2 separate regions of the Homo sapiens genome follow, and region 2 is linked to region 1. A link is a loop called in an ENCODE intact Hi-C map of the cell type or tissue named here. Cell type or tissue: mesothelial cell of epicardium. All regions are shown on one strand. Links, peaks and the distances in the headings refer to the core of each region. The heading gives the core; the rest is flanking DNA. Region 1 has its middle 69 kb from the start of MIR8071-2. Region 2 has its middle 38 kb from the start of MIR8071-1.

Region 1 (14,984 bases), core at 4,358-12,357:
AGGGGGCGTCGCAGGACAGGGCCAAGGCCACAGCCGCTGCCCAGCTCCCCTCACACACTCCCTCATTCACAGACACACACGCGGGCACACACTCGCACATGCAAAAACACACAGGTTCACACACACAGACTCAACCTCTCATACACATTTGCACTCACACACACCAATCATGCACTCACACAGGCTGACACGCTCGGGCACGCTCATACCAACACACACACAGTCTCAGGAAGCCAGGCCCTCCATCCACCCCATCACCAGCCCAGGGTGTCGCAAACCCACATCTCCTACAACAGACCGGCCCTCCGCAGCCAAGGTGCCCCGGACCGGGAGCCCCCCCGGGGGACAGAGCTCAGTGACTTTCTCTGCCCCGCACCCTAGATCATGAGACCTCCATGGCCCCAGAGCAAGGGCAAGGAGTCAGCTCACTGCCCCACTGTGTGGCAGGCGTCCTCACGCACAGAAAATTCCATCGCCTCAAAGGCCTGAGAGGAAGACCAGATGAGCACCCACGTAGAGGAGACAGACGGGGCCCGTGGGGAGGGGCAGAGGCCCGGATTCACACCCAGGCTCGGAACAGCGCCCCTGCCTTCCACATGGCCTGGCCTCCCGGGAGCAAGAGGATGCCGTCTCAGGGCCTCTCCATCCCCCTCTTCATTCCCCTATTAACCCACCCGTGGGTACAACCATGGCCCCCAAAAGATAGAGCCACATCCTAGCCCCTGGGGCCATTGAGTGCGGCGTTATTTGTCAAAAGGGCCTTTGCAGATCCCATCAAGATAAGGATTTCGAGGTGAGGGCACCCTGGATTGTCAAGGATTTCGAGGTGAAGGAACCCTGGATTGTCAAGGATTTCGAGGTGAAGGAACCCTGGATTGTCAAGGATTTCGAGGTGAGGGCGCCCTGGATTGTCAAGGATTTCGAGGTGAAGGAACCCTGGATTGTCAAGGATTTCGAGGTGAGGGCACCCTGGATTGTCAAGGATTTCGAGGTGAAGGAACCCTGGATTGTCAAGGATTTCGAGGTGAAGGAACCCTGGATTGTCAAGGATTTCAAGGTGAGGGCACCCTGGATTGTCAAGGATTTCGAGGTGAGGGAAACCTGGATTGTCAAGGATTTCGAGGTGAGGGAACCCTGGATTGTCAAGGATTTCGAGATGAGGGAACCCTGGATTGTCAAGGATTTCGAGGTGAGGGCACCCTGGATTGTCAAGGATTTCGAGGTGAAGGAACCCTGGATTGTCAAGGATTTCGAGGTGAGGGCGCCCTGGATTGTCAAGGATTTCGAGGTGAAGGAACCCTGGATTGTCAAGGATTTCGAGGTGAGGGCACCCTGGATTGTCAAGGATTTCGAGGTGAAGGAACCCTGGATTGTCAAGGATTTCGAGGTGAAGGAACCCTGGATTGTCAAGGATTTCGAGGTGAGGGCACCCTGGATTGTCAAGGATTTCGAGGTGAGGGAAACCTGGATTGTCAAGGATTTCGAGGTGAGGGAAACCTGGATTGTCAAGGATTTCGAGATGAGGGAACCCTGGATTGTCAAGGATTTCGAGGTGAGGGCACCCTGGATTGTCAAGGATTTCGAGGTGAGGGCACCCTGGATTGTCAAGGATTTCGAGGTGAGGGAACCCTGGATTGTCAAGGATTTCGAGGTGAAGGAACCCTGGATTGTCAAGGATTTCGAGGTGAGGGCACCCTGGATTGTCAAGGATTTCGAGGTGAGGGAAACCTGGATTGTCAAGGATTTCGAGGTGAGGGAAACCTGGATTGTCAAGGATTTCGAGATGAGGGAACCCTGGATTGTCAAGGATTTCGAGGTGAGGGCACCCTGGATTGTCAAGGATTTCGAGGTGAGGGCACCCTGGATTGTCAAGGATTTCGAGGTGAGGGAACCCTGGATTGTCAAGGATTTCGAGGTGAGGGAACCCTGGATTGTCAAGGATTTCGAGGTGAGGGCACCCTGGATTGTCAAGGATTTCGAGGTGAGGGCACCCTGGATTGTCAAGGATTTCGAGGTGAGGGAACCCTGGATTGTCAAGGATTTCGAGGTGAGGGCACCCTGGATTGTCAAGGATTTCAAGGTGAGGGCGCCCTGGATTGTCAAGGATTTCAAGGTGAAGGACACCCTGGATTATCGAGGGGGCTAGGTCCAAGGACAAGTGTCCTAGCTGGAGACAGACGAGGAGACACAGGGATGGGGAGAGGCAGAGGCAGACAGGGGTGGTGCTATGGTCTGAGGGTCTGTGTCTGCCCGAAACTCCTGTGTGACAGCCGTCATCCCAGAGTGAGAGCATGCAGAGCTGGGGCCTCAGGGAGGTGGTTAGGGCCTGAGGGGGAACCCTCAAAAATGTGATTCGGTCCCTAATCTCACTAGAGACCCTAAAGAAAAGGGACCCCAGAGAGCAGCCCTGCCCTCTTTCCACCACGTGAGGACGCAGTGAAAAGATGGGGGTCTGTGAACCAGGAATCGACCCTTCCTGGAACTTGACCCTGCTGCCATCCTGACCTTGAACTTCCAGCTTCGAGAACCGTGAGAAATGAATGTTGCTGCTGAACCCACCAGTCTATGGTATTTTTGTTATTGCAGCCAGAAATGACTAAGATGCAGCAGCCACGTCCCCCTGGCGAGGGCCGGGGGCATCCCAAGGTTCATAACAAAAGCTCCAGAGCTTCCCTGAACCGCCAGGTGTGTCTTCCCAGGACCCTGGGGCAGCCCCAGGCTACCTCCCTCCTCCTCTGACCCCACCTGCCCTGATCCGGCCTCACTGTCACTCCCTGGATTTCACCCGACAGCCTCCGCCGGGGTGGCCCGGCCCCATGGCCAGGGCATCTTCCATTCACGCCCACGCTTTCCAGGACTCCGCTGCAGCAGCTCCTCTGTGAAGCGCCTCTGGCCTCCCATTGCCGGTGCCACCCGAGCCCCCAGACATAGCTGGCCTCCCCCGACTCCAGGGCCAGCATCGCTGGCGGGATCTCTCCAACGCAACGGCCAGCTCTCTGGTGACCCACAGTAGGAGTGCCACCTGGGCAGCGCTGGACAGGGTAGAGCAGGCACCTTGGCCACCCTGACCCGCAGGGCTGCAGGCTAGGAGACGGGGTGCCCCCATGCCCCCACCCTGGGCTGCAGTCTGGGGCCCCCAGCGGCCCATGGGGCAGACCGAGGGAGGCCAGGCCGGAGTGGCTCCAACCCAGCAGCGCAAGACTCACTCTCCCCAGCCTGATGCCCGCCCTGTGGCCCCAAGGCCCCCTCAACGGGAGTCCACTCACAGGCACCCTTCCCCTGCGGGTGGTCGGGGACCCTCTCTGGCCCTGTGTCTCCCCTTTGCCATCTCTGTCTCGGGGTCTCTGAGCCTCTAACTGTGTCTGTTCCTGTTTCCCTGCATCGTGGCCCCCACCCCGCCCTGTGGAGCCATGTGGAGCCATGAGGCTCCACGGCCGGTGGGGTCACAGAGCCCTGGCCACACACACCTGGCCCCACCACAGCCAGACCACAGGCCAGACATGACGTGGAGCCGCGCGGCCGTGTCTGCTGGGGCAGGAAGTGGGCGAGTGACCCTGTCTGTAGGCCAGACGTACGGGCATGCAGGCCCTCCCCTCCAGCCCCTCAGCATCCAGCCACATCTGTGGACACAGCCAGCGAGGCAGAGCAGGGCTCTGCTAAGGACAGACGGCCATCAAGGCAGGGCCTGGGCCGGGCCAGGGCTCCCTCCCCACAGCAGCCCTCTTGGCAGGCAGCCAGACGCCCGTGAGGGTGGACCTGCCATGAGGGCCTGCACGCCGGAGGCCGCCCACTCAGCACTGCGGGCCCTCCAGCAGCCTGACCAGGTGGGTCTTGGAGGTCTCCAGGCCTCCGTCTCCTCCTCTGCACATTGAGGAGTCCAGCCAGGCTGGTCCTGGCCCCTTCTGGAAGCAAAAGGTGGAGAACAGGCACCAAGACAAGAGGGAAGGACAAAAGAGGTCACCACAGGGACTCCGGAACCACAGGGCAGGGCTTCCTAACCAGGCAGGAAGGATCTGGGCACTGGGGGCTGAGCCAGGCTGGCCAGGCCTAACCAGGGATGACCCGGCCCTTCCTGGGATACAAGGTGAACAGGTTTCATGGCTGAGCTGAGGCCTAGGCTGAGCCGAGCCAGAGGGCAAAGAAGATGACGTGGAGCCAGCTGATACACGTCCATGTGGGCTGCCCTGAGCTGCCCTGGGCTGGGCTGGGCTGAGCAAGGCTAGGCTGAACTGGGCTGAGCTGAACTGGTCTGGGCTGAGCTGGGCTGAGCTAGGCTGGGCTGAGCTGGGCTGGGCTGAGCTAGTCTGGGCTGAGCTGGACTGGGCTGGGCTGAGCTGGACTGGGCTGGGCTGAGCTGGACTGGGCTGGGCTGAGCTGGGCTGAGCTAGGCTGGGCTGAGCTAGTCTGGGCTGAGCTGGACTGGGCTGGGCTGAGCTGGGCTGGGCTGGGCTTGGACGAGCTGGGCTGGGCTGGGTTGAGCTGAGCTGAGCTGAGCTGGGCTGAGCTGGGCTGGGCTGGGCTGGGCTGGGCTGAGCTGGGCTGAGCTGGGCTGGGCTAAGCTGGACTGGGCTGGGCTGAGCTGGACTGGGCTGGGCTGAGCTAGACTTGGCTGAGCTGGGCTGGGCTGGGCTGGGCTGAGCTGGGCTAAGCTGGACTGGGCTGAGCTGTGCTGGGCTGAGCTGGGCTAAGCTGGACTGGGCTGTGCTGTGCTGAGCTGGGCTGGGCTGAGCTGAGCTGGGCTGGGCTGAGCTGAGCTGGGCTGGACTGGGCTGGGATGAGCTGGACTGGGCTGGGATGAGCTGGGCTGGGCTGGGCTGAGCTGGGCTGAGCTGGGCTGGGCTGAGCTGAGCTGAGCTGGGCTGGGCTGGGATGAGCTGGGCTGGGCTGGGCTGGGCTGGGCTGGGCTGGGCTGGGTTGGGCTGAGCTAGACTGGGCTGAGCTGAGCTGGGCTGAGCTGGACTGGGCCGGGCTGAGCTGGGCCGGGCCGGATTGGGCCGGGCCGGGCCGGACTGGGCCGGGCCGAGCCGGGCCGGGCCGGGCTGAGCGGGTCTGAGCTGGGCTGAGCTGAGCTGGGCTGAGCTAGACCAGGCTCGGGTGAGCTAGGCCAGGCTGGGCTGGGCTGGGCTGGGCTGGGCTGAGCTGTGCTGGGCTGGGCTGGGCTGGGCTGAGCTGTGCTGGGCTGGGCTGGGACAAGCTGGGCTGGGCTGGGCTGGGACGAGCTGGGCTGGGCTGGGCTGGGATGAGCTGGGCTGGGCTGAGCTGAGCTAGGGTGGGCTGAGCTGAGCTGGGTTGAGCTAGACCAGGCTGGGGTGAGCTAGGCTGGGCTGGGCTGGGCCGGGTTGGGCTGGGCCGGGCTGGGCCGGGATGGGATGGGCTGGGCTGGGCTGGGCTGGGCTGGGCTGGGACGGGCTGGGCTGGGCTGGGCTGGGACGAGCTGGGCTGGCCTGGGTTGAGCTGAGCTGAGCTGAGCTGAGCTGGGCTGGCCTGAGCTGGGCTGGGCTAGGCTGGGCTGGGCTGGGCTGGGCTTGGACGAGCTGGGCTGCCCTGGGTTGAGCTGAGCTGAGCTGAGCTGGGCTGGGGTGAGCTGGGCTGGGCTGGGTTGGGCTGAGCTAGACTGGGCTGGGCTGGGCTGGGCTGAGCTGGGCTAAGCTGGACTGGGCTGGGCTGGGTTGGGCTGAACTGGGCTGGGCTGAGTTGGGCTGAGCTGGGCTGAGCTGAGTTGGGCTGAGCTGGGCTGAGCTGAGTTGGGCTGGGCTGAGCTGGGCTAAGCTGGACCTGGCTGGGGTGAGCTAGGCTGGGCTGCGCTGAGCTGGGCTGGGCTGGGCTGGGCTGAGCTGGGCTGGGCTGAGCTGAGCTGGGCTGACCTGGGCTGGGCTGACCTGGGCTGGGCTAAGCTGGACTGATCTGGGCTAGGCTGGGCTGGGCTGACCTAAGCTGAGCCAGACTGGGCTGAGCTGGGTGAGCTTAGGTGGATTGAGCTGGACTGGGCTGAGCTGAGCTGGGCTGAGCTGGACTGGGCTAGGCTGAGCTGAGCTTGGTTGGGTTGACCTGGGCTGAGCTGAGCTGAATTGGGTTGACCTGGGCTGAGCTGGGTTCGGCTGGGCTAGGCTGACCTGGGCTGGGCTGAGCTGAGCTAGGCTTGGATGAGCTGAGCTGGGCTGGGTTGGACTGCGCTGGGCTGGGTTGGACTGGTCTGGGCTGACCTGAGCTGTACTGAGCTGGTCTGACCTGTGCTGAGCTGGGCTGGGCTAGGCTGAGCTGGGCTGACCTGTGTTGGGCTGGGCTGGGCTAAGCTGGGCTAGGCTGGGCTGAGCTGGACGGAGCTGACCTGGGTGAGCTTAAGTGGACTGAGCTGAGCTGGACTGACCTGGGCTAAGCTAAGCTGGGCTGACCTGTGCTGGGCTGGGCTGGACTAGGCTGGGCTGAGCTGGACTGAGCTGAGCTAGACTGAGCTGAGCTGGGTGAGCTTAGGTGGACTGAGCTGGGCTGGGCTGAGCTGAGCTGGACTGGGCTGGGCCGAACTGAGCTAGACTGGGCTGAGCTGGGCTGAGCTGGGGTGGGCTGAGCTAGGCTGAGCTGGGGTGGGCTGAGCTGGGCTGAGCTAGGCTGAGCTGAGCTGGGTTTGGTTGACATGGACTGAGCTGTGTTGAGCTGGGCTAGGCTAAGCTAGGCTGGGCGGAGCTGAGCTGGGTTGGGCTGAGCTGAACTGGGCTGGACTGGGCTGGACTGGGCTGGGCTGGGCTGGGCTGGGCTGAGCTGAGCTGAGCTGTACTGAGCTGGCCTGGGCCAGGCTGAGCTGGGCTGGGCTGAGCTGTACTAAGCTGGCCTGGGCTGGGCTGAGCTGTACTGAGCTGGCCTGGGCTGGGTTGACCTGGGCTGAGCTGGACTAAGCTGGGCTGACCTGGGCTGGGATGGGATGGGCTAGGATGACTTGGGCTGGACTGGGCGGGACTGAGCTGGACTGGCCTGGGCTGAGCTGGGCTGGGCTGGACTGAGCTGGACTGGCCTGGGCTGGGCTGGGCGGGATGGGCTGAGGTGGCTGCTAATGTGGGAAAGAGGCCGTGGGTTGAGTGTGATTCCACCTGCAGAGCCCTGAGCCCAGCTGTGTTCTTAGGGGTTCTGAGGGCCACGCAGCTCTGTTGCACCATGATTCTGTCTTCTCTCTTGCCCACTGCCTGAAGGAAATTTGGAGTGGGCTGGGCCCAGAGCTCCCCTGTATAGCAGGCCCTGTCCTGGAGGGCCTGGCAGGGACATGGCTTAGCCTGTTGGCCTCTAGTCCCGAGACCTCATAGGCCACAGGGGTCCACTGTGGCTTGTTTGGGCCTGGGGTGGGGCTCATGGAGTGGTGGGTGTTGGACTGAGACTCTGACCAGGGACAGGGGGATGGGGTCACAGCCAAGCCACTCCACCCCTACCCCATGCACACAGCACTCAGAGCCCAGACCCTCTCCTAAGAGCCCCCACCAAAATCCTCTCTAGGGGCAGGGGATAGAGCAAGACATGTCCCCCACCCAGAGCAGGGGCTGCGGTCAGGGAGCTCAGGGGACTCAGCCACTCCATGGCAGAGCCCTGTTTAATACAACTTGTGTCTGGGATGGCCTGAATCAGAGACCCTATCTAAGGAGCATGTTCAGAAACCATGTTGCTGGGATCAGACAGCAGGGTCCAACTGCAGGCCTGTGGTGCAGGAGCTGTGTGACCATGGGGCTGTCACCAGGCCTCTCTGTGCTGGGTTCCTCCAGTATAGAGGAGAGGCAGTATAGAGGAGAGGGCCGCGTCCTCACAGTGCATTCTGTGTTCCAGCATCCCCGACCAGCCCCAAGGTCTTCCCGCTGAGCCTCTGCAGCACCCAGCCAGATGGGAACGTGGTCATCGCCTGCCTGGTCCAGGGCTTCTTCCCCCAGGAGCCACTCAGTGTGACCTGGAGCGAAAGCGGACAGGGCGTGACCGCCAGAAACTTCCCACCCAGCCAGGATGCCTCCGGGGACCTGTACACCACGAGCAGCCAGCTGACCCTGCCGGCCACACAGTGCCTAGCCGGCAAGTCCGTGACATGCCACGTGAAGCACTACACGAATCCCAGCCAGGATGTGACTGTGCCCTGCCCAGGTCAGAGGGCAGGCTGGGGAGTGGGGCGGGGCCACCCCGTCGTGCCCTGACACTGCGCCTGCACCCGTGTTCCCCACAGGGAGCCGCCCCTTCACTCACACCAGAGTGGACCGCGGGCCGAGCCCCAGGAGGTGGTGGTGGACAGGCCAGGAGGGGCGAGGCGGGGGCATGGGGAAGTATGTGCTGACCAGCTCAGGCCATCTCTCCACTCCAGTTCCCTCAACTCCACCTACCCCATCTCCCTCAACTCCACCTACCCCATCTCCCTCATGCTGCCACCCCCGACTGTCACTGCACCGACCGGCCCTCGAGGACCTGCTCTTAGGTTCAGAAGCGAACCTCACGTGCACACTGACCGGCCTGAGAGATGCCTCAGGTGTCACCTTCACCTGGACGCCCTCAAGTGGGAAGAGCGCTGTTCAAGGACCACCTGAGCGTGACCTCTGTGGCTGCTACAGCGTGTCCAGTGTCCTGCCGGGCTGTGCCGAGCCATGGAACCATGGGAAGACCTTCACTTGCACTGCTGCCTACCCCGAGTCCAAGACCCCGCTAACCGCCACCCTCTCAAAATCCGGTGGGTCCAGACCCTGCTCGGGGCCCTGCTCAGTGCTCTGGTTTGCAAAGCATATTCCTGGCCTGCCTCCTCCCTCCCAATCCTGGGCTCCAGTGCTCATGCCAAGTACAGAGGGAAACTGAGGCAGGCTGAGGGGCCAGGACACAGCCCAGGGTGCCCACCAGAGCAGAGGGGCTCTCTCATCCCCTGCCCAGCCCCCTGACCTGGCTCTCTACCCTCCAGGAAACACATTCCGGCCCGAGGTCCACCTGCTGCCGCCGCCGTCGGAGGAGCTGGCCCTGAACGAGCTGGTGACGCTGACGTGCCTGGCACGCGGCTTCAGCCCCAAGGATGTGCTGGTTCGCTGGCTGCAGGGGTCACAGGAGCTGCCCCGCGAGAAGTACCTGACTTGGGCATCCCGGCAGGAGCCCAGCCAGGGCACCACCACCTTCGCTGTGACCAGCATACTGCGCGTGGCAGCCGAGGACTGGAAGAAGGGGGACACCTTCTCCTGCATGGTGGGCCACGAGGCCCTGCCGCTGGCCTTCACACAGAAGACCATCGACCGCTTGGCGGGTAAACCCACCCATGTCAATGTGTCTGTTGTCATGGCGGAGGTGGACGGCACCTGCTACTGAGCCGCCCGCCTGTCCCCACCCCTGAATAAACTCCATGCTCCCCCAAGCAGCCCCACGCTTCCATCCGGCGCCTGTCTGTCCATCCTCAGGGTCTCAGCACTTGGGAAAGGGCCAGGGCATGGACAGGGAAGAATACCCCCTGCCCTCAGCCTCGGGGGGCCCCTGGCACCCCCCTGAGCCTTTCCACCCTGGTGTGAGTGTGAGTTGTGAGTGTGAGAGTGTGTGGTGCAGGAGGCCTCGCTGGTGTGAGATCTTAGGTCTGCCAAGGCAGGCACAGCCCAGGATGGGTTCTGAGAGATGCACATGCCCCGGACAGTTCTGAGTGAGCAGTGGCATGGCCGTTTGTCCCTGAGAGAGCCGCCTCTGGCTGTAGCTGGGAGGGAATAGGGAGGGTAAAAGGAGCAGGCTAGCCAAGAAAGGCGCAGGTAGTGGCAGGAGCGGCGAGGGAGTGAGGGGCTGGACTCCAGGGCCCCACTGGGAGGACAAGCTCCAGGAGGGCCCCACCACCCTAGTGGGTGGGCCTCAGGACGTCCCACTGACGCATGCAGGAAGGGGCACCTCCCCTTAACCACACTGCTCTGTACGGGGCACGTGGGCACAGGTGCACACTCACACTCACATATACGCCTGAGCCCTGCAGGAGCGGAACGTTCACAGCCCAGACCCAGTTCCAGAAAAGCCAGGGGAGTCCCCTCCCAAGCCCCCAAGCTCAGCCTGCTCCCCTAGGCCCCTCTGGCTTCCCTGTGTTTCCACTGTGCACAGATCAGGCACCAACTCCACAGACCCCTCCCAGGCAGCCCCTGCTCCCTGCCTGGCCAAGTCTCCCATCCCTTCCTAAGCCCAACTAGGACCCAAAGCATAGACAGGGAGGGGCCACGTGGGGTGGCATCAGAAGCAGGCCAGTGAGACAGGGCCTGCCCAGGGCCCTCTGCATGCCTCTGGCTTCTGCCTGGGGCTCCCAGGAGTGTAAGAACAGTCCCACAACCACTGTGGGGACACCTGGCACCCAGACTCCCACAAGGGGGCAGTGGGGCCCCTGCTCGTGCCTTAGACATCTTCCGGGCCTCCCCAGGGCCCCCCGCCTTCTGGCTGCCTCCCTCTGCTCTCAGGGCCAAGGTGAGGTGGAGGCCACTGTCACCCCTGAGGGTCCAGTCACCAGAGGGTAATTGAGAGCAACAGGTCACTCGGGGAAGCCCTGCCACAGAGAAGCCCTCCAGCCCATGGGACCCAGGACCTGGCCCAGGGGAGGGGCTTTTAAAGAGAGGGGGAAAGAGGGAGAATCAACAGATGAGGGGCTGAACCAGCAGACAGAGATCAGGCAGACACATGGGTAGATCCTAGGACATATAATGAATGGATGGGTGGATGGAGGATTGGTAGACGGAGGATGGATGGGTGGGTAAATGGCTGGATGGAGGATGGACAGATGGATATATGATGGATGGATGAAGGACGGGTGGATGGAGGATGGATGAGTGGATGAATGAAGGATGGAAGATGGATGGATGGATGGGTGGATGGACTGATGGATGATGGATGGATGGATGGATGGATGATGGATGGATGGGTAGGCGGATGGAGGATGGAAGGGTGGATGGAGGATGGAAGATAGATGGAGGGGTGAATGGAGGATGGGTGGACTGACGGAGGATTGAGGATACTGGGGTGGGTGGGTGGGTAGATCTATGGAGGATAGGTGTATGGAAGATAATTGGATGGAGAATTGCTTTATGAATGGATGAATGAAGAGATGGAAAATAGCTTTATAGATGGATGGGTGAATGGATGGATGGATAGATGGAAGAAGGATGAATGGATGGAAAATAGCTTTATAGATATATGGGTGGATATTTAAGTGATAGCCTTACATTAATAGATGAATGGAGGATGAATGGTTGGGTGAGTGGGTAGGAGTGTTACTGATGGAGGGGTGGATATACGGATAATAGCTTTATAGATGGATGGATGGATAGATGGATGGAAGGATAGAAAGACAGGTGAATGACTGGATGTATCAGCATATGACAAGCAGGTACAGCTGTACATGGGAGGTCTATGCCCTGAGACCCTGAGGAAAATGAGGATGCCCGTGCTGGTGGCCCTCACCTGGCCCTCGCTTGTAACCCCTCAGCCACATTCCCTGGGAAGGCAACAGAGGCCTCTGGTCTTGCCCATTCAACCTTTGGCACACTGAGTGTCAGACCCAGGTCTCTGTCTTGGACCCAGATCTCCTTGAGGGTGGGTGTGTCTGGTCCTCTCTGGCCCCGGGACCCAGTCACTGAATACGTGGCTGGGACTGAGACGGGGTGGGGTGGGAGGGGCGGGAGGGTACCTCGGGCTCAAGCTTCCCTTGGAGAAGCAGATGGTGTCCACTTTCTGCCCTGCCAAGTCTCTCCCTGAAGTGCCCTAAGAATGTCAAAGACAGAAGGTCCCAGCCCCTCACCTGGGACTCTGCCTCCTCATCCTCCCTGGGGGAGTCTCAGGCCTTAGATGGGGACCCAGACCCCACTGTCCCCAGACCCCAAGGAAGCATAGCCGCTGTTCACACGAGTCTGGGCCTGGCAGGCTCTTGCTGTGTTGCAGATTGGCAGATGCCGCCTCCCTATGTGGTGCTGGACTTGCCGCAGGAGACCCTGGAGGAGGAGACCCCCGGCGCCAACCTGTGGCCCACCACCATCACCTTCCTCACCCTCTTCCTGCTGAGCCTGTTCTATAGCACAGCACTGACCGTGACCAGCGTCCGGGGCCCATCTGGCAACAGGGAGGGCCCCCAGTACTGAGCAGGAGCCGGCAAGGCACAGGTGGGAGCCCAGGAGGGGGATGAGCCCACAGTAGATGAGGTGGGCTGCAGTGCTTGGCTAAGAGGAGAGCACCACCTGCTCCCACTGTGGGGGGACGTGCTCTCCTGGGGGGCCCTTCACAGACACTGAGGACACGCGCAGGCCCAGGGTCAGGGCTGAGCTTCCCTCCAGTGCAGTAACGAGGATTCCGTCCAGGCTCCCATGAGCCAGGCCAGGGCTGAGACAGAGGGCGTTGGCAAGGATGCTGCTCCTTCAGGCTGTGACCCCTCTGTCTTTGCAGGGAGGAAGTGTGGAGGAACCTCTTGGAGAAGCCAGCTATGCTTGCCAGAACTCAGCCCTTTCAGACATCACCGACCCGCCCTTACTCACATGCCTTCCAGGTGCAATAAAGTGGCCCCAAGGAAAATGTTCACAGACTCTGAATGAGGAGACGGGGGTCAGGGAAAGGGTGGTGGCTTTAGACTGGAGAACGCCTGCTTCAAAGTCCCCCTGGGTGTCATGGTGGTCATGGTGGGCATGGACAGAGGGTACCCCTGGTCCCAAAATCAAGAAATGACCTGATCTTGAATGAGGCTGAGGCCCAAGGATGAATGCTGGATTCACCAGAGACCATGGCAAAGAAGCCTGCTCCTAAGAACTACATGGGATCCCTGTTCCTCATAACCTAGACAGCCCTGGTCCTCCTCACTGGGTCCTCATCCTGATCACAGGGCCCTGGTCCTGACCAGTGGGCCCGTTTACCGATCACTGAGCTCTGGTCCTACTACTTGGTCCCTGTTCCTGATCACTTAATTCTAGCCTTGATCACTGAGCCTTAGTCCTGATCACTGAGTCCTACTCCTGTTTTTGGCCCTGGACCTCATCACTCAGCCCTGGTCCTCATCACTCAGCCCCGGTCCTGGTCACTCAGCCCTGGTCCTCGTCACTGAGCCCTGGACCTCCTCACTCAGCCCTGGACCTCCTCACTCAGCCCTGGACCTCCTCACTCAGCCCTGGTCCTCATCACTCAGCCCTGGACCTCATCACTCAGCCCTGGTCCTCATCACTCAGCCCTGGACCTCCTCACTCAGCCCTGGACCTCATCACTCAGCCCTGGTCCTGGTCACTCAGCCCTGGACCTCGTCACTCAGCCCTGGACCTCGTCACTCAGCCCTGGACCTCGTCACTCAGCCCTGGTCCTCATCACTCAGCCCTGGACCTCATCACTCAGCCCTGGACCTCCTCACTCAGCCCTGGACCTCATCACTCAGCCCTGGACCTCCTCACTTAGCCCTGGACCTCGTCACTCAGCCCTGGTCCTGGTCACTCAGCCCTGGTCCTCATCACTCAGCCCTGGACCTCATCACTCAGCCCTGGTCCTCATCACTCAGCCCTGGTCCTGATCACCCAGCCCTGGTCCTGATCACTCAGTCCTGGTCCAGATCACACAGCCCTGGTCCTGATCACTCCATCCTAGTCCTCATCACTCAGCCCTGGTCCTGATCACCCAGCCCTGGTCCTGATCACTCAGTCCTGGTCCAGATCACTCAGCCCTGGTCCTGATCACTCAGCTCTGGTCCTGATTATTAGATCCTGATGCTAGTCACTGGGCACTGGGCACTGGGCCCTGATCCTAATCACTGAACCCTGCTCCTGATCAATGAACCCTGGCCCTGATCAAAGGGCTTTGCTCCTGATCACTGGGCCCTGGTCATGCTGTGTTCTGGTCCTTACCCCTGAACTCTGGTCCTGATTACTGAGTCTTGGTCCTGATCCCTGAGTCCTAGACTTGATCACTCAATTCCAGTCCTCATCAGTGGGCCCTGGTCGTGATCACTGAGCCCTGATCTGGATCACTAGGCTCTGGTCCTAACTCAGTCCTGGTCTGGATCGCTGAGTCTTGATCCTGATCACTGGGCCATGTTCTGGATCAATGAGCCCTGGCCCTGATCACTGGGCCCTGGTCCTGCTAACTATGCTCTGGTCCTGACCACTGAGCCCTTGTCCCAGTCAACAGTCAATAACTGAGCTCTGGTCCTAGTCAATAGTCAATCACTGAGCCCTGGTCCTGATCACTGGGTCCTGGTCCTGATCACTGGGTCCTGTTCTTATCCCTGAATCTTGGTCCTGATCACTGAGCCCTGGCCCTCATCACTGGGTCTTGTTCCTAATCACTGGGCTCTGGTTCTGACCAATGGCCCCTGGTTCTGGTCCCTGACTCCTGGTCCTGATCAATGGGCTCTGCTCTTGACTTCTGAGTCCTGGTGCTGATCATCCAGTCCTGGTCCTGATCACTGGGCCCTGATTCTAATCACTCAGACCTCCTTTTGATCACTGAACCCTAGTATTTATCACTGAGCCCTGATCCTGATCGTTGGGCCCTATTTCTGGTAACTGAGCTCTGATCCTGACCACTGACCTCTGTTCCTAATCACTGAGCCCTGGACCAGATCACTGGCCCCTGGTCCTGATCACTGGCCCCTGGACCTGATCACTGACCCTTGTTCCCGATTGCTGAGCCCTGGACCTGATCACTGAGCCCTGTTCCTGATCACTAACCCCTATTCCTGATCACTGAGCCCTGGTCCTGATTACTGAGCCCTGGACCCAGTCAATGACCCCTGTTCCTGATCACTGAGCCCTGGACCAAATCACTGAGCCCTGGACCAGATCACTGGGCCCTGGTCTTGATCACTGGGCCCTGGTCCTGATTACTGAGCCCTGATCCTGATCACTGGGCCCTGTTCCTGACCACTGAGCCCTGGACCAGACCGCGGATCCCTGTTCCTGATCACTGATCTCTGGTTCTTTAATTATGCATATTCATTTTGAAATCTGATTCCTTTTCTGAGCATGTATCAGTCTGACTAGACACTGAGTCCTGTCTGATTTCTGAGCCTTGGC
Region 2 (14,984 bases), core at 3,096-11,095, 120 kb after region 1:
GGCTAGATTGGGCTGGGCTGGACTGGGCTAGGCTGAGCTGGGCTGAGCTGAGCTGGACTGAGCTGGGCTGGGCTGGGCTGGGCTGGCCTGGGCTGGCCTGGGCTGGGCTGGCCTGGGCTGGGCTGAGCTGGACTGGGCTAGACTGGGCTAGACTGGGCTGGGCTGGACTGTGCTGGGCTGGACTGTGCTGGGCTGGACTGGGCTGGGCTGGGCTGGGCTGGGCTGAGCTGGGCTGGGCTAGATTGGGCTGGGCTGGACTGGGCTGGGCTGGGCTGAGCTCGGCTGGGCCGGGCTGAGCTGGGCTGAGCTAGACTGGGCTGAGCTGGACTGGGCTGGGCTGGGCTGAGCTCGGCTGGGCCGGGCTGAGCTGGGCTGAGCTAGACTGGGCTGAGCTGGGCTGAGCTGGGCTGAGCTGGGCTGTGCTGAGCTGGGCTGAGCTGAGCTGGGCTGAGCTGGACTAGGCTGGGGTGAGCTAGGCTGGGCTAGGCTGGGCTGGGCTGAGCTGGGCTGGGCTGAGCTGGGCTAAACTGGACTGGGCTAGGCTGAGCTGAGCTGAGCTGAGCTGAGCTGGACTGGGCCGGGCTGGGCTGAGCTGAGCTGGGCTAGGCTGGGCTGGGCTGGGCTGACCTGATCTGAGCTGGACTGGGCTGAACTGGGTGAGCTTAGGTGGACTGAGCTGGTCTGGGCTGAGCTGAGCTGGGCTGAGCTGGGCTGGGCTGAGCTGAGCTGGGCTGAGCTGGGCTGGGCTGAGCTGGACTGAGCTATGCTGAGCTGAGCTGGGTTGCGTTGACCTGGGCTGAGCTGGGCTGGGCTGGGTTGGACTGGGCTGGGCTGAGCTGAGCTGAGCTGGGCTGGGCTGAGCTGAGCTGGGCTGGGTTGGACTGGGCTGGGCTGGGTTGGACTGGGCTGGGCTGAGCTGAGCTGTACTGAGCTGGACTGACCTGGGCTAAGCTGAGCTGGGCTGACCTGTACTGGGCTGGGCTAGACTGGGCTGAGCTGGACTGAGCTGAGCTAGACTGGGCTGAGCTGGGTGAGCTTAGGTGGACTGAGCTGGGCTGGGCTGGGCTGAGCTGAGCTGAGCTGGGCTGGGCTGGGCTGGGATGAGCTGTACTGAGCTGCCCTGGGGTGGGCTGGGCTGAGCTGGGCTGAGCTGGGCTGGGCTGGACTGAGCTGGACTGAGCTGGACTGGCCTGGGCTGGGCTGGGCTGGATGAGCTGAGGTGGCTGCTAATGTGGGAAGGAGGCCGTGGGTTGAGTGTGACTCCACCTGCAGAGCCCTGAGCCCAGCTGTGTTCTTAGGGGTTCTGAGGGCCACGCAGCTCTGTTGCACCATGATTCTGTCTTCTCTCTTGCCCACTGCCTGAAGGAAATTTGGAGTGGGCTGGGCCCAGAGCTCCCCTGGGTAACAGGCCCTGTCCTGGAGGGCCTGGCAGGGACATGGCTTAGCCTGTTGGCCTCTAGTCCCGAGACCTCATAGGCCACAGGGGTCCACTGTGGCTTGTTTGGGCCTGGGGTGGGGCTCATGGAGTGGTGGGTGTTGGACTGAGACTCTGACCAGGGACAGGGGGATGGGGTCACAGCCAAGCCACTCCACCCCTACCCCATGCACACAGCACTCAGAGCCCAGGCCCCCTCCTCAGAGCCCCCACCAAAATCCTCTCTAGGGGCAGGGGAAAGAGCAAGACATGTCCCCCACCCAGAGCAGGAACTGGGGTCAGGGAGCTCAGGGGACTCAGCCACTCCATGGCAGAGCCCTGTTTAATATAACTTGTGTCTGGGATGGCCTGGGTCAGAGGCCCTATCTAAGGAGCATGTTCAGAAACTGTGTCGCTGGGATGAGACAGCTGGGTCCAACCGCAGGCCCATGGTGCAGGAGCTGTGTAACCTTGGGGCTGTCACCAGGCCTCTCTGTGCTGGGTTCCTCCAGTGTAGAGGAGAGGCAGGTACAGCCTGTCCTCCTGGGGACATGGCATGAGGGCCGCGTCCTCACAGCGCATTCTGTGTTCCAGCATCCCCGACCAGCCCCAAGGTCTTCCCGCTGAGCCTCGACAGCACCCCCCAAGATGGGAACGTGGTCGTCGCATGCCTGGTCCAGGGCTTCTTCCCCCAGGAGCCACTCAGTGTGACCTGGAGCGAAAGCGGACAGAACGTGACCGCCAGAAACTTCCCACCTAGCCAGGATGCCTCCGGGGACCTGTACACCACGAGCAGCCAGCTGACCCTGCCGGCCACACAGTGCCCAGACGGCAAGTCCGTGACATGCCACGTGAAGCACTACACGAATTCCAGCCAGGATGTGACTGTGCCCTGCCGAGGTCAGAGGGCAGGCTGGGGAGTGGGGCGGGGCCACCCCGTCCTGCCCTGACACTGCGCCTGCACCCGTGTTCCCCACAGGGAGCCGCCCCTTCACTCACACCAGAGTGGACCGCGGGCCGAGCCCCAGGAGGTGGTGGTGGACAGGCCAGGAGGGGCGAGGCGGGGGCACGGGGAAGGGCGTTCTGACCAGCTCAGGCCATCTCTCCACTCCAGTTCCCCCACCTCCCCCATGCTGCCACCCCCGACTGTCGCTGCACCGACCGGCCCTCGAGGACCTGCTCTTAGGTTCAGAAGCGAACCTCACGTGCACACTGACCGGCCTGAGAGATGCCTCTGGTGCCACCTTCACCTGGACGCCCTCAAGTGGGAAGAGCGCTGTTCAAGGACCACCTGAGCGTGACCTCTGTGGCTGCTACAGCGTGTCCAGTGTCCTGCCTGGCTGTGCCCAGCCATGGAACCATGGGGAGACCTTCACCTGCACTGCTGCCCACCCCGAGTTGAAGACCCCACTAACCGCCAACATCACAAAATCCGGTGGGTCCAGACCCTGCTCGGGGCCCTGCTCAGTGCTCTGGTTTGCAAAGCATATTCCCGGCCTGCCTCCTCCCTCCCAATCCTGGGCTCCAGTGCTCATGCCAAGTACAGAGGGAAACTGAGGCAGGCTGAGGGGCCAGGACACAGCCCAGGGTGCCCACCAGAGCAGAGGGGCTCTCTCATCCCCTGCCCAGCCCCCTGACCTGGCTCTCTACCCTCCAGGAAACACATTCCGGCCCGAGGTCCACCTGCTGCCGCCGCCGTCGGAGGAGCTGGCCCTGAACGAGCTGGTGACGCTGACGTGCCTGGCACGTGGCTTCAGCCCCAAGGATGTGCTGGTTCGCTGGCTGCAGGGGTCACAGGAGCTGCCCCGCGAGAAGTACCTGACTTGGGCATCCCGGCAGGAGCCCAGCCAGGGCACCACCACCTACGCTGTAACCAGCATACTGCGCGTGGCAGCTGAGGACTGGAAGAAGGGGGAGACCTTCTCCTGCATGGTGGGCCACGAGGCCCTGCCGCTGGCCTTCACACAGAAGACCATCGACCGCATGGCGGGTAAACCCACCCACATCAATGTGTCTGTTGTCATGGCGGAGGCGGATGGCACCTGCTACTGAGCCGCCCGCCTGTCCCCACCCCTGAATAAACTCCATGCTCCCCCAAGCAGCCCCACGCTTCCATCCGGCGCCTGTCTGTCCATCCTCAGGGTCTCAGCACTTGGGAAAGGGCCAGGGCATGGACAGGGAAGAATACCCCCTGCCCTGAGCCTCGGGGGGCCCCTGGCACCCCCATGAGACTTTCCACCCTGGTGTGAGTGTGAGTTGTGAGTGTGAGAGTGTGTGGTGCAGGAGGCCTCGCTGGTGTGAGATCTTAGGTCTGCCAAGGCAGGCACAGCCCAGGATGGGTTCTGAGAGACGCACATGCCCCGGACAGTTCTGAGTGAGCAGTGGCATGGCCGTTTGTCCCTGAGAGAGCCGCCTCTGGCTGTAGCTGGGAGGGAATAGGGAGGGTAAAAGGAGCAGGCTAGCCAAGAAAGGCGCAGGTAGTGGCAGGAGTGGCGAGGGAGTGAGGGGCTGGACTCCAGGGCCCCACTGGGAGGACAAGCTCCAGGAGGGCCCCACCACCCTAGTGGGTGGGCCTCAGGACGTCCCACTGACGCATGCAGGAAGGGGCACCTCCCCTTAACCACACTGCTCTGTACGGGGCACGTGGGCACACATGCACACTCACACTCACATATACGCCTGAGCCCTGCAGGAGTGGAACGTTCACAGCCCAGACCCAGTTCCAGAAAAGCCAGGGGAGTCCCCTCCCAAGCCCCCAAGCTCAGCCTGCTCCCCCAGGCCCCTCTGGCTTCCCTGTGTTTCCACTGTGCACAGCTCAGGGACCAACTCCACAGACCCCTCCCAGGCAGCCCCTGCTCCCTGCCTGGCCAAGTCTCCCATCCCTTCCTAAGCCCAACTAGGACCCAAAGCATAGACAGGGAGGGGCCGCGTGGGGTGGCATCAGAAGCAGGCCAGTGAGACAGGGCCTGCCCAGGGCCCTCTGCATGCCTCTGGCTTCTGCCTGGGGCTCCCAGGAGTGAAAGAACAGTCCCACAACCACTGTGGGGACACCTGGCACCCAGACTCCCACAAGGGGGCAGTGAGGCCCCTGCTCGTGCCTTAGACATCTTCCGGGCCTCCCCAGGGGCCCCCGCCTTCTGGCTGCCTCCCTCTGCTCTCAGGGCCAAGGTGAGGTGGAGGCCACTGTCACCCCTGAGGGTCCAGTCACCAGAGGGTAATTGAGAGCAACAGGTCACTTGGGGAAGCCCTGCCACAGAGAAGCCCTCCAGCCCATGGGACCCAGGACCTGGCCTGGGGAGGGGCTTTTAAAGAGAGGGGGAAAGAGAGAGAATCAACAGATGAGGGGCTGAACCAGCAGACAGAGATCAGGCAGACACATGGGTAGATCCTAGGACATATAATGAATGGATGGGTGGATGGAGGGTGGGTAGATGAAGGATGGATGGGTGGTAAAATGGATGGGTGGGTAAATGGCTGGATGGAGGATGGACGGATGGATATGTGATGGATGGATGGATGAAGGATGGGTGGATGGAGGATGGATGAGTGGATGAAGGATGGAAGATGGATGGACTGATGGATGGATGATGGATGGATGGATGATGGATGGGTGGGTAGGCGGATGGAGGATGGAAGGGTGGATGGAGGATGGAAGATAGATGGAGGGGTGAATGGAGGATGGGTGGATGGAGGGAGGATTGAGGATAGATGGGTGGGTGGGTGGGTAGATCTATGGAGGCTAGGTGTATGGAAGATAATTGGATGGAGAATTGCTTTATGAATGGATGAATGAAGAGATGGAAAATAGCTTTATAGATGGATGGATGGATGGATGGATGGATAGATGGAAGAAGGATGAATGGATGGAAAATAGCTTTATAGATATATGGGTGGATATTTAAGTGATAGCCTTACATTAATAGATGAATGGACGATGAATGGATGGGTGAGTGGGTAGGAGTGTTACTGATGGAGGGGTGGATATACGGATAATAGCTTTATAGATGGATGGATGGATAGATGGACGGAAGGATAGAAAGACAGGTGAATGACTGGATGTATCAGCATATGACAAGCAGGTACAGCTGTACATGGGAGGTCTATGCCCTGAGACCCTGAGGAAAATGAGGATGCCCGTGCTGGTGGCCCTCACCTGGCCCTCGCTTGTAACCCCTCAGCCACATTCCCTGGGAAGGCAACAGAGGCCTCTGGTCTTGCCCATTCAACCTTTGGCACACTGAGTGTCAGACCCAGGTCTCTGTCTTGGACCCAGATCTCCTTGAGGGTGGGTGTGTCTGGTCCTCTCTGGCCCCGGGACCCAGTCACTGAATACGTGGCTGGGACTGAGACGGGGTGGGGTGGGAGGGGCGGGAGGGTACCTCGGGCTCAAGCTTCCCTTGGAGAAGCAGATGGTGTCCACTTTCTGCCCTGCCAAGTCTCTCCCTGAAGTGCCCTAAGAATGTCAAAGACAGAAGGTCCCAGCCCCTCACCTGGGACCCTGCCTCCTCATCCTCCCTGGGGGAGTCTCAGGCCTTAGATGGGGACCCAGACCCCACTGTCCCCAGACCCCAAGGAAGCATAGCCGCTGTTCACACGAGTCTGGGAGTCTGGGCCTGGCAGGCTCTTGCTGTGTTGCAGATTGGCAGATGCCGCCTCCCTATGTGGTGCTGGACTTGCCGCAGGAGACCCTGGAGGAGGAGACCCCCGGCGCCAACCTGTGGCCCACCACCATCACCTTCCTCACCCTCTTCCTGCTGAGCCTGTTCTATAGCACAGCACTGACCGTGACCAGCGTCCGGGGCCCATCTGGCAAGAGGGAGGGCCCCCAGTACTGAGCGGGAGCCGGCAAGGCACAGGTGGGAGCCCAGGAGGGGGATGAGCCCACAGTAGATGGGGTGGGCTGCAGTGATTGGCTAAGAGGAGAGCACCACCTGCTCCCACTGTGGGGGGACGTGCTCTCCTGGGGGCCCTTCACAGACACTGAGGACACGCGCAGGCCCAGGGTCAGGGCTGAGCTTCCCTCCAGTGCAGTAACGAGGATTCCGTCCAGGCTCCCATGAGCCAGGCCAGGGCTGAGACAGAGGGCGTTGGCAAGGATGCTGCTCCTTCAGGCTGTGACCCCTCTGTCTTTGCAGGGAGGAAGTGTGGAGGAACCTCTTGGAGAAGCCAGCTATGCTTGCCAGAACTCAGCCCTTTCAGACATCACCGACCCGCCCTTACTCACGTGGCTTCCAGGTGCAATAAAGTGGCCCCAAGGAAAATGTTCACAGACTCTGAATGAGGAGACGGGGGTCAGGGAAAGGGTGGTGGCTTTAGACTGGAGAACGCCTGCTTCAAAGTCCCCCTGGGTGTCATGGTGGTCATGGTGGGCATGGACAGAGGGTACCCCTGGTCCCAAAATCAAGAAATGACCTGATCTTGAATGAGGCTGAGGCCCAAGGATGAATGCTGGATTCACCAGAGACCATGGCAAAGAAGCCTGCTCCTAAGAACTACATGGGATCCCTATTCCTCATAACCTAGACAGCCCTGGTCCTCCTCACTGGGTCCTCATCCTGATCACAGGGCCCTGGTCCTGACCAGTGGGCCCGTTTACCGATCACTGAGCTCTGGTCCTACTACTTGGTCCCTGTTCCTGATCACTTAATTCTAGCCTTGATCACTGAGCCTTAGTCCTGATCACTGAGTCCTACTCCTGTTTTTTGCCCTGGACCTCGTCACTCAGCCCTGGTCCTTGTCACTCAGCCCTGGACCTCATCACTCAGCCCTGGTCCTGGTCACTCAGCCCTGGTCCTCGTCACTCAGCCCTGGACCTCGTCACTCAGCCCTGGTCCTCGTCACTCAGCCCTGGACCTCGTCACTCAGCCCTGGACCTCATCACTCAGCCCTGGACCTCCTCACTCAGCCCTGGTCCTCATCACTCAGCCCTGGACCTGATCACTCAGCCCTGGTCCTGGTCACTCAGCCCTGTTCCTGATCACTGAGCCCTGGTCCTGATCACTGAATGCTGGTCCTGATCACTGAGCCCTGTTCCTGATCACTAACCCCTGTTCCTGATCACTGAGCCCTGGTCCTGATCACTGAGCCCTGGTCCTGATTACTGAGCCCTGGACCCAGTCACTGGCCCCTGTTCCTGATCACTGGGCCCTGGTCCTGATCACTGAGCCCTGTTCCTGATCACTGAGCCCTGGACCCAATCGCTGGGCCCTGGTCCTGATCACTGGGCCCTGGTCCTGATTACTGAGCCCTGGTCCTGATCGCTGGGCCCTGTTCCTGACCGCTGAGCCCTGGACCAGATCATGGATCCCTGTTCCTGATCACTGATCCCCGGTTCTTTTCTTATACATATTCATTTTGAAATCTGATTCCTTTTCTGAGCATGTATCAGTCTGACTAGACACTGAGTCCTGTCTGATTTCTGAGCCTTGGCCCTCATGAGTAAGTGACCTGCAGTGGTGGAGGGAGGCCTCCAGGGGAGCCGAGACCCTCTCAGTGCATGTACTCACTGGTAGATGAAGAAATGACCCCAATGACTTGCTCCATTTTTCCAGGCTCAGAGGGGTGTGTAGGCCCCAGGAGGACTTGGTGGGGAGAGGACCAGCCCAGGCCCTGTGAGCTACACCCAGCCCCAGCCCCTAAGGGGTCGCCAGGTCTCGACTTAGCACTGGGGAGGGGGTACAGTACAGGAGTGGGGACAGGAAGGTCGGGGGAGGCCATGCTGTTTGTATTCTCTTGCTTTTCTCTCTCTCCTGAAGCCTCTTGTACCCCATCACCTGCAGAAATATCCAAAATAGCCCTGTGGGGCGGCTGAGTCATTGTGAACACAGCCCAGGCCAGGTGTTCCAGCCAGAGAACTGCTGTTCTGAGAAACATGCCCCAAAACCGAGACCTGGCCAGGTGTGCCTGGGGCCTGAGCGAGGGGCTGCAGCCACAGGGAGGCCCAGCCCCAACCAGCCCGGGGTCAGCTAGGGCTTTCCAGGTCCAGGGTTAGGCAGAGGTCAGCCAGGGTCAGCCAGGATCAGCCAGGGTCAGCCAGGGTCATCTGGGGTCAGCCAGGGCCAGCCAGGGTCAGCCAGGGTCATCTGGGTTCCGCCAGGGTCAGCCAGGGCCATCTGGGGTCATCTGGGGTCAGCCAGGGTTCCGCCAGGGTCAGCACAGGCCATTGTCCCCCTGTCCGGGCTCTCTAGGCGGCAGGCCTCCTCCATGGGCAGCCCTCACGAGGGCTGTGCCCACCACACAGCAGACCCAGGGAAGCACCAGCACTGAGCATCTGGCAGTGACTGTGGTGGGCCTCACACCCTGCACGCACCTCCCTCAGCTCTCCCCAGGGCCCTTGGCCAGAGCCAGGACGCAGTGCCCAGCCCTGGGGCTTGAGCGGCTGCCCTGGCAGGCTGTGCCCAGCACAAGCACGGCCCACAGGACCACAGAAGGACCTGCACCCCACACCAGGGAAACAGGGGTTCTGGGAAGGGGACATTGGACCAGGGGCCCAGAGAGACACAGAGACATAGAGAGAGACAGGGACAGGGAGAGACAAGAGACACAGAGACATAGACAGAGACAAGGATGGGGAGAGATAAGAGACACAGAGACATAGAGACAGGGATGGGGAGAGAGATAAGAGATGAAGAGACATAGAGAGAGACAGGGATGGGGAGAGATAAGAGACACAGAGACATAGAGAGAGAGAGACAGGGATGGGGAGAGACAAGAGACATAGACAGAGAAAGACAAGGACAAGGAGAGATAAGAGACATAGAGACATAGAGAGACAGGGATGGGGAGAGAGATAAGAGATGAAGAGACATAGAGAGAGACAGGGATGGGGAGAGATAAGAGACACAGAGAGAGAGAGACAGGGATGGGGAGAGACACAGAGACATAGACAGAGAAAGACAAGGACAAGGAGAGATAAGAGACACAGAGACATAGAGAGACAGGGATGGGGAGAGATAAGAGACACAGAGACATAGAGAGAGACAGGGATGGAGAGAGACACAGAGACGTAGACAGAGAAAGACAAGGACAAGGAGAGATAAGAGACACAGAGACATAGAGAGACAGGGATGGGGAGAGATAAGAGACACAGAGACATAGAGAGAGACAGGGATGGGGAGAGACAAGAGACATAGAGACAGGGACAAAGACAGACACAGAGAGAGAGATGGGGATGGAGAGAGATAAGAGACAGGGACGGGGAGGGACAGAGACACAAGAGACAGAAAGAGAGAGATGAGATGAGATAGATAAGAAACAGAGACAGAGATGGGAGAAAAAGGGAGGAGATGGGAACAGGGAAAAAGAGACATGGAGACAGACATGCAGAGAGAACACAACAGAGGCAGAGAACACACAGGGAGAGAAAGAGGCAGCAAGATGGGCCCAGGAACTCAGGTGCAAGCCCCTCTCACACAGTCATACTCACAAACACACACCACGACTATTATACAACATTCACACACAAACACACAGAAACATACCCATGCTCACAGCCACACACTAAGTCACTGTCACATCCATACCCACACTCACACCCAAACACACATGGCCCAGGAGCAAATGGGGAGACCTCAGCCTGCAGCTGGGAGCGGCTGAGCGGGTGCTGGGCCAGAGTCGGGGCCTGTCTGTGGGTGGGGGGCACGGCAGCACGGGCCCACCTGCACCTACAAGGCCTGGCCCCCGAGGTCACTGGGCCACCACCCAGCCCTCGCCCTGTTCCCCGTCTGTGCTGGACGGGGCAGGCCTCTGAGCCTCCAGGAAACCTGCAGATCCACACAGGACCTGGAACATCGGGCTGGGGTGGGTAACAACATGGGAGAGGCGGGAGCAGGAGGTCCCAGGACCCTGCGCACTGCGACCCCAGCCCTGGGGGCTGAAGCCCAGGACAGCCTCAGGTCTCCCAGGAGGGACTGGACAGTGGGGGATGGTCAGAGAACAGGACAGCCAGCAGGGTGCAGCCCGAGGACAGGGATGGACGCTGGGAGGTCAACAGGACAGGGGCAGGAGCTGTGGAGTGGGCAAAGGTCCTGGAGGGCCTGGAGAACCTGTGGGTCCGTGTTTGTGGGAAGGAGGCCAGGAGCAGCCCAGAGTGGCCAGGCTGGCAGGGGTGAGGAGGTGGGGGCAGTGAGGTGAGGGTGACCGAGACAGTGAGGCCTCTGGCCAGGGAGGGGACCTTGGCTGGGCTCTGACTGAACCCAGGGCTCCTGGAGAAGGGGCCCCAGGCGGGGATGAGGATGTGGGCATCTGACTCCATCAACAATGGGGCTTCCAACACGCACAGCCTGGGCCTCGGAGACCTGGGCCCTGACCCGCCTCCCCCTGGCACTGGGCCGGGTGCCGTGTGTGGTCCCCAGTCCCCGCAGCACCTCCCCCACACTGGTCACGTTCCAGGGCCCCTCTGAAGCACCTGCTGTGAGGGGATGTGGGGAGGGGACAGGGACTTGGGCCTGAGCTGCCGGGTCGGGGGGGAGTCGGGGACCCAGGCTCAGCGTGTGGCTGCGGACCAGACAGATGGGGATGGAGGAGGACACGCCCTGTACCCACTGCCTGCCAAGGGGCTGGACCCACGCCCAGTCTAGGCCATGTCCCCCGAGGCCTGTGAACCTTCACTCTGAGCCACTAAAACATTCAGGAGCTTTGAAAGCAGCCCCCGTCCTTGTCACTATGCGATGACTCTGAGCATCACGCTGTCCCTGCTGGATCCACCCTCCAGCCCCAGCGAGGGAGGCTGGGCCCCGGGCAGCAGGTGGTGAGGGCAGCGGGCACAGCCACGCTACAGCACACACAGGGTCTCAGGGACGCGTCCACCACAGCCCGTGCACAGGCTCCTCACGGCACTGAGTTCACCCGGGGCGCGGGCCGTTTGTCCTCAGGAGTCCGGCTGTGCCCTCCGCCCCCAGCCCTGTCCTGCTGAGGCTGCAGCTGGGTCCCGGGGCACAGGGCGGCCCTGAGCACCTTGTCATGTTGGTCCCTGTCGGGTGGGCTGCTGGCTGTCTGTGGAGCTGGCAGAGCCGCGGTTCAGCCTTGGAGGCCGGTCCTGGGGCCCAGCAGCCGTGGGGAGCACTGCCCAGTCCCGTGCCCACAGGGAATCACCTGGGCTGAGGAAGGGCCCACACGCCGACGGGATCGGGGTCAGGCAGCGCACGCCTGGCACCGAGATCCCACGTCCCGAAGTGGGGACACGGCCCAGGGGCACTGTTCCGGGAGGGTCTCAAGATGGGGTCTCCTATTTCAATCTTCACTCCTTCTGCACCTGTTAGCTGGGAACCTTCTAGAAGGAGGGGTGTCCTCAATCATGGGGTGGTTGTGAGCTGAGCACAGATCATGCAGGAAGGTACATGGCTTCTCCTTCACCAGGAAAACAGTGCAGAGAGACAGAGACACAGAGACAGAGACAGAGTAACAGAGAAAGACAGACGAGAGAGAGACACAGAGACACAGACAGAGTAACAGAGAAAGAGAGACAGAGAGAGACAGAGACAGAGACAGAGTAACAGATAGAGTCACAGAGAGACAGAGAGAGAGACAGAGTAACAGAGAAAGACAGAGACAGAGACAGAGACAGAGTCACAGAGAGACAGAGACAGAGAGAGAAACAGAGACACAGAAAGAGACATGCAGACACAGAGACAGAGATGAGGAGTTACAGAGAGACAGAGAGATAGAGACAGAGATAGAGAGACAGAGACAGAGAGAAAGAAACAGATACAGAAAGAGACATTGACAGAGACAGAGAGAAAAACAAAGACACAGAGACAGACACACACAGAGACAGAAAAAGACAGAGATAAAGTTACAGAGAGACAGAGATACACAGAGACAGAGAGACAGATAAAGAGAGACAGAGATACAGACAGAGACAGAGAAAAACAGAGATAGAAACAGAGAGACAGAGATAAAGTTACAGAGAGAGAGAGCAAGACAGAGATAAAGAGAGACAGAGACAGAGTGAGAGAAACAGAAGCAGTAAGAGATAAAGAGAGTTACAGAGACAGAGATAGAGAGAGATCAAGAAAGAGAGACAGAGATAGAAAGATACACACAGAGAGATAGAGATACAGAGAGACAGAGATAGAGAGACATATAGAGAGACAGAGATAGAAAGATACACACAGAGAGACAGAGATACAAAGAGACAGATAGAGAGTCACTGTCACATTCATACCCACGCTCACACACTCACACTGAGCTTCCCTCAAGCCCTGTCACTTCCTATGGGGCCCACGGCATGTCCAAGCCTCTGGGCCACCAGCCTCATGGCTCACTGCTGTGTGCCCACCACACCCCGCCTCAGAGGTCCCCTCTGTGAGCTGGGCACGTGCCCTACACTCTGCTCATGGGTGGTCTGGGGAAACAGGGCCCACCCAAGGCCTGGCTCAGGAAAGGCCCCAAACACACATGGCCCAGCAGCAAACGGGCAGAGCTCAGCCTGCAGCTGGGAGCGGCGGAGCGGGTGCTGGGCCAGAGCCGGGGCCTGTCTGTGGGTGGGGGGCACGGCAGCACGGGCCCACCTGCACCCCCCAGGCCTGGCCCCCAAGGTCACTGGGCCACCACCCAGCCCTCGCCCTGTTCCCTGTCTGTGCTGACCGGGGCAGGGCTCTGAGCCTCGGGGAAACCCACAGACCCACATGGGATGGAGAGACAGAGATAGAGAGAGACAGGGAGAGACAGAGAGAGATAGAGAGACAGAGATAGAGACAGAGATACAGAGACACAGAGAAAGACAGAGAGAGATAGAGACAGAGAGATACAGAGAGACAGAGAAAGAGATAGAGAGACAGAGATAGAGACAGAAAGACAGAGATAGAGATAGAGATGAAAGACAGAGATACAGAGAGACAGAGAAAGACAGAGAGATAGACATGAGAGAGACAGAGATAGAGATACAGAGAGACAGAAAGAGAGATAGAGACAGAGCGATAGAGATAAGAGAAAGACAGAGACAAAGAGATACAGAGAGTGAGAGAGACAGAGAGAGAGATAAGAAGAGAGACTGAGATAGAGACAGAGAGACAGAGAAAGACAGAGTTAGAAAGGCAGAGAAAGACAGACAAAGAGAGATAGAGAGAGGAGAAGAGAAACAGAGACAGACAGCAACAGAAAGACAGAGAGGTATATACAGAGAGGAAGAGACAGAGACAGAGACAGACTCAGAAAGACAAAAAGAGACAGAGAAAGAAACAGGGAGAGAGAAAGACAGATATAAGGAGAGATAGAGAGAGGCAGAGCTACAGAGAGGAAGAGACACAGACAAACAGAGAGACATACAAAAACAGAGACACCAAATGACACAGACAGGCAGAGACAGACAGAGATGAAGAGACAGAGAGACAGAGACAGAGGCAGAGAGACAGAGAGACACACACAGGAAGAGACAGATGAGAGAGACAGATATAGACAGAGATACAGAAAGAGACAGAGAGAGACATACACAGGGACACGAACAGACAGACAGAGATACAGAGGCAGAGAGACAGAGATATAGACAGAGACATGGAAAGACAGAGAAGAGAGAGACACACACACAGGGACACAAAGAGGCTGAGATATAGACAGAGATACAGAAAGAGAAGCAGAGAGACAGAGAGAGACACACACAGGGACACGAAGAGACAGACAGAGAGACAGAGGCAAAGAAAGGGACACAGCAAAGGGACAGGCACAGAGGGAGGGATAGACGGGAAGAGAGACGGAGGGATAGAGACAGACACGGGGGAGAGATGGATGGAGAAAGGAGGCACAGACGGAGACACACAGAAAGAGAGAGAGGCCAAGACAGGCAAGATGGCGGGACAAAGCCCAGCAGACGGGCTTGACAGAGATGAGTCAGAGACACCGACAATGGGACAGAGACAGAGATTCGGGCAGGGAGATACCTTCAGAGAGGCAGAGAGACAGGGAGACAGAAGGGTGGCCAGAGACAGGGACAGCGGGAAAGATGGAGCTGGAGGCTCAGATGGAGACGGGTGTGACAGAGCTGGGAGCAGGGAGGCCACAGCCCACGCAGTCCGGGTGCTGCACCCACCACGGCCCCCAGGCCCGGAGACCCAGCCCCCATCACCATGTAACCTCAGGCCATGTCCCTGGCCCTGCTGAGCCTCAGTGTTCTCTCTGTACAGTGGGGACCACCAGGCCATGAGGGTGGGGGAGGTGCGGGCCTGCACCAGACAGGCCTTGTACCAATCGGGCTGCCTGTGCCCAGGCCACCAGGGCCACCTCCGCTCAGCCTCCTTGGGGCTTCTGGGGTGGGGGTTGGCTGGGGGCCCTGCCAGCGTTGGCTCCCCTGCCCTTCCTGCCAACCTGGGGGCTGCCCCTGGGTCCTGGTCCCAAAGATGGCAACAAGTTCAGAACCACTGAATTCAATAAAGTTGACGTTTGCAGGGTGGTCCCAGTGTCAGTAACCCAAGTGGGCCTGTCCTGGGGGAGGGGGCGGGTGTCCCCGAATCTGGAGGCCTGAGCCAGCCTGGCCACGCTGTGGTGGGGGGGTGTCCCCGAATCTGGAGGCCTGAGCCAGCCTGGCCACGCTGTTGGGGGGGGGGGTGTCCCTGAATCTGGAGGCCTGAGCCAGCCT

What was found. A loop is a pair of places that touch in the nucleus more often than their neighbours do. Peaks named below come from ENCODE experiments on the same cell type or tissue, not always from the same donor. Only the 100,000 strongest peaks of a DNase experiment are listed, where the experiment ranks them.
Region 2: it touches region 1 in a loop (8-fold over the local background); 63 of 110 quality-filtered maps call a loop at or near these places.

The regions. Positions count from the first base shown.
Region 1 is chr14:105,701,484-105,716,467 of GRCh38, reverse strand. It overlaps IGH and IGHA1. Among named protein-coding and RNA genes, the nearest start is that of MIR8071-2, 69 kb to the right of the region's middle. In mesothelial cell of epicardium, for the core only: no CTCF peak of the experiment used is centred there; DNase peaks (open chromatin) are centred at 6,677, 7,977, 9,227, 9,727 and 3 weaker places.
Region 2 is chr14:105,575,419-105,590,402 of GRCh38, reverse strand. It overlaps IGH and IGHA2. Among named protein-coding and RNA genes, the nearest start is that of MIR8071-1, 38 kb to the left of the region's middle. In mesothelial cell of epicardium, for the core only: no CTCF peak of the experiment used is centred there; a DNase peak (open chromatin) is centred at 7,492.